2 separate regions of the Homo sapiens genome follow, and region 2 is linked to region 1. Evidence: chromatin loops called from intact Hi-C (ENCODE). Cell type or tissue: endothelial cell of umbilical vein. All regions are shown on one strand. Links, peaks and the distances in the headings refer to the core of each region. The heading gives the core; the rest is flanking DNA. Region 1 has its middle 200 kb from the start of KCNK2. Region 2 has its middle 160 kb from the start of KCTD3.

Region 1 (4,408 bases), core at 269-4,268:
ACCATGGAAAGAAAATGAGAGGGGAGTGAATGTGTTTGCCTTAAAAGCTCCATAAATGAGCAATATAAGAACCTAAAAGTATGTACTTTACCTATGCAGAGATAAAGAGCAAATAAATGTTTAAAATGCAGGAAGTTATATGGAAGTGGCATTTTTAATGAATATGAGCCAAATATAAGCCAAGTGTATTGGTAGTCAAAGAAATATGAAAACAAAAATTTAAGTCACATTCTTATCTTATTATGAACATATAAATTATTAAACTTTGGTTGTCAAAATTATGTATAAATTTTAAATAAAATTATATTAGGAAACAAAATATTGAATATGAAATAAGAGATTCTTATTTCCAAAGTGTGGACTGAGGTTATCAACGACCTAGAAAACCCAGCAGGGCAGCTTGATCACTGTAGAAAACTAAAACATAAATAAGCAAATTAGAACTTTCAGCCTTCCCAATGTCAGTGAACATTCGCCGTCTGTAACATCAGTGGAATGAGTTTGACAAAAAATGGCAAGACTTTATTTAAAGGAATAATTGATGACATGGAAGAAACAAAGGAAACAGAAAATACTTACAGGTAAATGAGCTCTGTGAAACTGCACACCTACTGTATATAATTATTCAAATAACCAAATACTGTTTTCTAACTTTTATATTATTAAAAAAATTTTTATTCTTAAATTACTTGTTAAATGAATTATTTAGGACACAAAAATATGTTATAAGAGATAAATAAGGAAGAGTTGAAATTATTGGTAATTCTTTCAAAGCTCCATGAAAGCAATGTAGGTGCTGAAAATGTTTAGCATTGTCTTTGTGAATAATGTCTTGTGTAAAAATTTACACTATGAAAATAATCATCAAAGGCTGCTAACATCACAAAAAGAGGGACAACCAGACATCATGTATCTTCTAATGGGGCAAAACACCACCTAAGAAGTAATTTTGCCTGAAAGAAAATTGAACCTGACACTGATTTAACTACTCCAACTGTCTAATAACTTAAATGAAATATAGAGGAAAGAGACAACGGTAGAATGACACCCATGGGTGATGCAATCAGAAAAATTCAGACTGTGAAGAATTCTATAGGACAAAATACAGTCCCTTTAACCAAAAGAAAAAAGGAATAGAGATATCAGAGGAGTATATATAGATTTTAAAATATTTAGGAAATATCCCAATAAAATACAATGTATAGACCTAATTTGGATTTAGAAGCAAAAAATATATTATAGAACTATAAGATAGCTGGGTATTCATGATATTTTGGAATTTTAATTTTGTTAGATGCAATATGACATCGTGATTATATTTTCAAATGATTTCATATATTTTATAGATGCATACTGAAATGTTTAGAGATAATATGCTGTATAGAATTTTCTTTAAAATAATTTGAGATAGGGGCTAAGTAGGTAGGGAAGAGATAAGATTGTCCATTACTTGAAAATTGCTAACAGTATATGTGATTTTCTTTTATACACGAAGGAAATTCTTCATATTAAATATTTTGTGAAAGAAGTGACTGGTCATGTAAGAGAAATACCATTATACCACATTCTCTTTAACATAGAGTATTATTTTTAATATACAAATTTAATATACAAAAAACTAAACAATATTATAATGTAATTTTAAAGACCTTAAAGAAACTTACTCACTTTGAAAACCAGTGCATGACTTGCTGCAAACAACAATGAAATAGTGACAACATCTAAAAACGTCAAAAAATTATTTTGCTGTTATTAATTTAAAAGAATAAATAGAAAGTTAACAAAAGATGAAGTGATAAGAAGCTAAGGTAGTTTAATGATTGTCTCTTCAGACAATAGAAATGAAATGGAAGAAAAGCTTTTCACTCACTAGGGCTATAACTCTGCACATCTCTGAATCATTCTCTTCAGGAATGCATCTCTCCTAATCTAAGAGGAAATCATCAGGAAGGAAATGACACAGAAACTTTTCAAATGCTTTCAGGATGTTCGCATCTAGATTCCATAAAATACCTTACCAACTCCTCTGTTCTGTCAATGGTATCACCATTCTCTTAGTCCACAGACTTGAAATCGTCCGATAATTTTGGATCCTTCCTTTTTTTTTCAACTGCAATTGCAGTCAGTGAACAAGTCCTGATGAACCTTGTTTGTCAATGGGTCATGTATTGCCCTCTTTTTCCACCTTTACTTTCTAAACTTCACATCTGGCTCCTATTTAATAGTTGAATCCTCACAGTACTTAACTGACAGCCTAGTCTTCCTAAAATGCTGATTTCATCACATCATCCTATACTGAAGAAACTCCAGTAGTCCCCTCTGATGTCAAACTATATTTCTTTGCCTGGCTGTCCACATTCTCCTAGATTTGTCCCCGAGTTATGGATAGATTTTGCTTCCTTCCACCCTGAAGTTTTGATCTATACTCCAGTTCCACTCTTCACCCTTCTCCACTCTTCTCTTGTCACCTGGATGTCTATTTTACATGACTCGCTTGTCCTCTACCTATTGAATTTGGGACTTCTAGGTTAAATAAACCCTAAGTCAAAGGACTTCTGGGTTAAATAAAACTAAAGACATTTAAAAGATATTTGCCTTTAAAATAAACTGGAAGAAAACGAAACCAATTAGTTTTCTCTCTGTCCTAACTAGAAACACAGTAAATTATATAGAATCTCCAAGTAAAGGGGAACATAAAAGTTATAAACTCCAATCACTTTCCAAAGCTAAATTCTTCCTTAGCGTAGTCTCTAGCTTATGTTCCCTTTTTCTCCCTCAAGAAATTCTTTCCAAGTTTTGGCAGTTTTCAGTTTTTGAAAGTTTTTTCTTATGTCAAACTTTCTATCTTCCCAGAGTTATGTCCATCGCAATCCTATGTGCTACTTGGAACCTTTATGACAGCACTTCAAATATTTTATGACAGCTATTACTTTGCCTACTTTCTCTAGGCTGGAGATTTCCAATTTTTAAAACTGTGCCTGAAAGAACATTGTTTTTCAGACCAGTAAATTTCCTGACCCACAGAGCCTGTTGACCAAGCCTTCCCTATAGCAGTCACGCTACCTGATGAGAGCTCCATGCTTCATATATGTCACAGGTGCCTGGCTCCTCTGTCATATGTGAGCTCCTTAAAATCAGTGACTGTGTCTTTTTCCTGCTTGTATTCTGAGTGTTTAGTCCCAGTTACTAGTGTTTTCGTTTATTTATTTTTTAAAAAAACATAAATGGATGGATCATAGTTATTTCCCCTTTTAATGCTTTTAGTGTGTTTCTCCTCTCAGAAATGAACTCAATAGTTCAAGTGAAGTCTGACCAGTATAGTGAGGATTGGAGCCTTCCTTGTTCAAGATAGAATATCACACTTCTTAGAATGCAGCTAGAGATTACATCAGCATGTTTTCTTCCAGCTATACCCACTATTTACTCATGTCAAATGAATTTTAAGTTAAAATCCAATTCATTTTTTTCATATTATATCAAATCATATATTCATAGTATATATTAGTGCAGAAGCATTTTTTATCCAAATATACAAAAATTGATGTCACTCATGGTAAATTTATTCTTACTGGATCTATCAAACCATGCTTTAAGAACATTCTGGATTCTGACATTATCGTCGTTTATGTTTGTTATCTCTCCTATTCTTGTTTGCTAGTTGTGAGCTAGTCCTCATAATCCTCTTTCCAATATATTGATAAAAGCATGTTTATTTATTTACTTATTCAGTGACTATTTATTCTGTATCTATGACATGTAAGCACTTTTCTAGGCACTGGGGAATTCATTGGTGAGTAAGAGACATGACCTCAGGCCTCATGCCACTTATATTCTAGGCCAGTGGTTTTCTAACTTTAACATGCATCAGATCAACCTAGAAGACTTGTTAAAATACATATCACTAACCTGGCCCCACCACCAAAGTTTCTGATTTAATAGGTCTGGTTTCCAGGGTCTTGGGGGAGGTGAGATTTTATATTTCCAGCAAGTTCCTAGATGCTGTTGATGTCGATAGTTCAGGGACCACACTTAGAGAATCACTGTTCTAGGGAGGGACATACATTTAAATGCCAAGGACTTAATTAAAAGTGAATGTGAGTTCACAGGACTGAAGACAGATCCTTGCCTATAGAATACTCCAAGGTTTATTTCATTCTATATGTTTGTGTCTAAAATAAAAACAATAGGTTGGCTTAATTAATTATGCTAAAAGAATGATCCAATATATTGAAGATGAGTAGAGGGCAAATTAATAGAAAATGAAACTTGTCTTAGATGAATTAATCAGTTGATTCAATTAAAATAAAATATTTAATATAATACGAGCTAGAGTGCTACTTATGCAGCTGGAGTGATTTTTTAAAATAGCAACTAATATACTAGATTGAATAATATAGTCTCAAGTATT
Region 2 (4,408 bases), core at 69-4,068, 120 kb before region 1:
AAGAAATAAGAAGACCAAAACATTGTCAATTTACTTGTGACTCTACTTGCACAGTAACCAGCAGGCCTCCTCTACTCTCCCCTCTTTGCAATTTCCTGTTTAGGCAAAGTCACTACATCATACTCACCACGGATTTCCAGTGTAAGTCAAGACTTTCTCACTAAATAATCTGAATTCTGCTACCAGGATGTTGTTGTGTTTCAGGTGATGGCTAAATCAGCTACTGATGTGCTTTAACTTATAATAACTGTAATATTTTCATTTCATTTTGATGTTTTATCCTCATCAAATTGATTATTTTCTCTGCTAGTTAAAACTGAAAAATCATAGGCTACTAAAATAAAGAATACCCAGTCAAACTGCCTGTCGATCACGTTAAATTTTAGCTTTGCTCTGCTAACAAGGTGAAAGGCAAAGTATAATTAGCACTAATAGCATACTTTTATAGTCCCATCTCTCTCACTCCCAGAGAAAAGTCGATGTATTCCACATTTGAATAATGAACAATGAGCATGTAAGACGTGCAACTACATTTCGGGAGTCAGTGGTTTAACCTAGATTATCCTTTTTTAGCGTTTGGGTTCTGCTTCTGGGAAAAAACTTGGAGGCAGGCTAACTTTTGAAGCTGTTTTAAAAATGACCTTGTTTTTGTCTCCTCACTCAAGTTTCTCCTGGGAATATTTTGTTCTAGGACATCATGCTCAAGTCCAGGGTGGGTACTCCAGAAAAAAAAAAATCTTCAAATAAGAGCCTTCAGTTTCCCAGAAAAAATAATAATGACTAAAGAGAAATGAATAAAGCAAAAGTTTTACAAGGGGAAAATATTATTTTCAATACTGTAATATAGCAATGCTAAAGATCACTCCTTAGCCCACCTCTGTTCCCATCCCACTTCCTCAGTGTTGAATCTATTAAGGAAGAATTCAGATCTGGTTGTTATTAAATTAACGAACTCAGCTCCATATGGGGGCTTCTGTGAACTCAGTTTCACCCCTTAACTGGCTTCTGTGCATTACTATTACAGAGTTGCTTTATATTCAAAATATCTCGTCAGTCTAATAAAACTCTTGAGTGCATACTAATAACAATTAAGCACAGTGTTAGGTGTGGCAAACAGAGATGTAAAGATGAGTGACACAGGTTCTTTTTTTTTTTTGCCAGAAAAAGACAAGTGGTTACATAAAGAAATAATCACAGGACACTGAGGTCCATGGAAACACAGAAGTTTGGATAATGTCAAAGGAAAGAAAAATGGAGGAATTGGATTGAAAGCCAGCAGAAGTTTAGATGGGGTAGTAGGGAACACTTCATAGAGAACATAGGAAACCCTGAATAGGGTTTGTAATGTTGAGCAGGAGTTTTTCTAATAGAAATAGTGAATGTGTTATGGGAAGGGAGAATAAAAGAGAACAGAAAGAATTTCAAGGAGAGGGAACAGCAGATATCTAAATGTTTGGAAAAGCATTGACTAATGAATGACCCTCTCAAAATTTAGGCAAATTTGCATCTCCAGACAAACTATAAATGTCAGTTTATACTTAGGAACTTAATAATGAGATAATCTCACATGGGTTGCAGAATTTTAGTGACTGAGAGGACCACAGAGAGCTTTTATTTTTCCTTTTTTAAATTTAACTTTTATTTTAAGTTCAGGAGTACAGTGCAGGTTGTTACATAGGTAAACTTGTGTCATAGAGGTTTATTGTACAGATTATTTCATCACACAGGTGTTAAGCCTAGTATCCATTATTCATTTTTCCTGATCTTCTCCCTCCTCCCACCCTCCACTCTCCAAAATGTCCCAGTATGCGTTGCTCTCCTCTATGTGTCCATGTGTTCTCATCATTTAGCTCCCACTTATAAGTGAGAATTATGCAGTATTTGGTTTTCTGTTTCTGTGTTAGTTTGCTGAGGATAATGATCTCAAGCTCCATCCATGTTCCTGCCAAGGACATGATCTTGTTCTTCTTTTATGGCTGCATAGTGTTGCATAGTGTATATGTACCACATTTTCTTTTCCCAGTCTACCACTGATGGGCATTTAGGTTGGTTTCATGTCTTTGCTGTTGTGAATACGGCTGCAATGAACATATGCATGCATGTGTCTTTAAAGTAGAATGAGTTATATCCCTTTGGATATAAATCCAGTAATGGGATTGACCACAGATTATTTCTAGATGAGATATGTTCAGTGGTTTGAGAAGCCTGAGTTCCAAGGAGGGGTCCCAAGGAACACTGGCATTGCCAGAAGAAAGTCTGGGGGCAAATAGGTCAAAAGAGGCAGGCTCTGCCTCTGCAACTGCTTACTTCAATCAGACAAGAGTCTCGGTAGCTCTTTTGTTGGGCTTCTGGCTTTATAAATGAGGAAACTGGGGTCCAGAGAGGTTAAGTGACTCACCCAAGACCCTTTGGCTAATTTATCATGAAGATGAATCAGAAAACCATAACACAGTGAATGTGTTATGGGAAGGAATGTGTTATGTGTTCCAGTTCAGTTCTTTCCTTAAATTGTACTATATTTCCTCCTCCATATTCAAGTCATCCATGAATTACAACTTGTAGAACAAGAGTTTTAATTTTTTTTTTGAATGACCTGAGCACAGTATTTATAGGCCATATATATTTTTTCATGATTTGCATTCCCACAGTAACATTAGTAGGGAGGGCTACTCTTCCTCTACTCAGTATCAGAGAAAAGCCTGCAATTCAATACTATCGCATAGATCTCTGGAATGATCCAAGGATGTTATTTTTCCAGGTATTGTTGCTATTATTACCACACAGTAAAATGATTACTATCATTCTACTAGTGACAGTTGTTACTCCCTTATCTTTAGCATCCTCCCTATACCTCAAATTCTAGTGGCTTTCTGGGGCACTGAGAATTTTTTTTTAATTTGCAATTCTTTCAATGACATTGGTTATCCAACCCATTACTAGTAGGGTAGTAATGATGAGGCTAAGTAGATAAGAATTGTGGAGGTGTGTGTATTCATATCCTAGAAGTATGCTTCTTTCTGAGACATCTCCCACATATGAATGCCATCTTCGAGGAGTTTTATATATATATATATATATTTTTGAGATGGAGTCTCGCTCTGTCACCCAGGCTGGAGTGCAGTGGCACAATCTTGGCTCACTGCAAGCTCTGCCTCTTGGGTTCATGCCATTCTCCTGCCTCAGCCTCCCGAGTAGCTGGGACTACAGGTGCCCGCCACCATGCCTGGTTAATTTTTTGTATTTTTAGTAGAGACGGAGTTTCACCGTGTTAGCCAGGATGGTCTCGATCTCCTGACCTCATGATCCACCTGCCTCAGCCTCCCAAAGTGCTGGGATTACAGGCGTGAGCCACTGCGCCCGGCCTGAGGAGTTATACTTAATATTCTTAGGCTATGCAAATCCAGTCAGTGAAAGGTTTTGGATTTTTGGTTCTCATTCATGAATTGTTCAATGTATTTATTTGACTATCACAGTCTTTTTTAATAAAAAAATGCAGTTTTTGTTTTTGCAGAGGTTATATTTTATTAAATGAAATAAAAATCCTATTTATTTGATCAATTATACACATTTCTATAGTTGTTTTGGATCCACATGGATGTAGTTGTTGGATATTGATGACCTACAAAAACTAATAATAAATGATTCTATTTTTTTGACCCCAAATGCCAGGTGAATTAAGTTGGTTTAGATACTTATACGATATCATCTCAAACTAATTACTAGCTTCTGGTCAAAATCATGGTTACAATAGAGGCTTATATTTCTGCTCGGTAAGTTAGGTAAAATAATGCAGCCTAGATCAAGTGAGCAAACATTACTATTAATATTATGGGCTGACTTGTGTCCCCTCAAATTCTTATTTTGAAGTCCTAACCCCTAATATCTCAAAACATGACTGTATTTGGGGATAGGGTATTTAAAGTTAAAATGAGGCCATTAGGGTGAGCCCTAATCCAACGTGACTGGTAAAGAAGAGAAAATTAGGACACAGATGGCCACAGAGGGAAGACTGTGAAGATACAGGAAGAAGATGGTTATTTATGAGCCAAGGAGAAAGACGTCAGAAGAAATCAACCCTGCCAATACTTTGATCTTGGAATTATAGCCTTCAGAATTATCAGAACATAAATTTCTGTTCAGTCACCCAGTCTGTGTTACTTTGCTATGGCAGCCTTAGCAAACTAATACAATTGTTTATATGAATAAAGGAAAATTGCATTTTTATCAGTCAAAATATGCTAGGCTGCACTTTGGTAATAACTGACAATTATCAGTGTTTAAAAAAATTATTTCTAGCTCATGTTATATGCAAATTTCAGTTCAGTAGGCCCTGTTCCTAGTTGTTCTCATTCAGAGACAAACTGATGGGCCTTCTCATGTGAAACACTACTGCCATCCTGGGAATGTG

Evidence for each region. Hi-C counts contacts between places; a loop is a spot of excess contacts. Peaks named below come from ENCODE experiments on the same cell type or tissue, not always from the same donor. Only the 100,000 strongest peaks of a DNase experiment are listed, where the experiment ranks them.
Region 2: it touches region 1 in a loop (2.5-fold over the local background); 1 of 110 quality-filtered maps calls a loop at or near these places.

What each region holds. Positions count from the first base shown.
Region 1 is chr1:215,280,285-215,284,692 of GRCh38, reverse strand. No RefSeq gene overlaps it. Among named protein-coding and RNA genes, the nearest start is that of KCNK2, 200 kb to the right of the region's middle. In endothelial cell of umbilical vein, for the core only: no CTCF peak of the experiment used is centred there; no DNase peak of the experiment used is centred there; H3K27ac peaks cover 845 bases.
Region 2 is chr1:215,403,386-215,407,793 of GRCh38, reverse strand. No RefSeq gene overlaps it. Among named protein-coding and RNA genes, the nearest start is that of KCTD3, 160 kb to the left of the region's middle. In endothelial cell of umbilical vein, for the core only: no CTCF peak of the experiment used is centred there; a DNase peak (open chromatin) is centred at 2,423.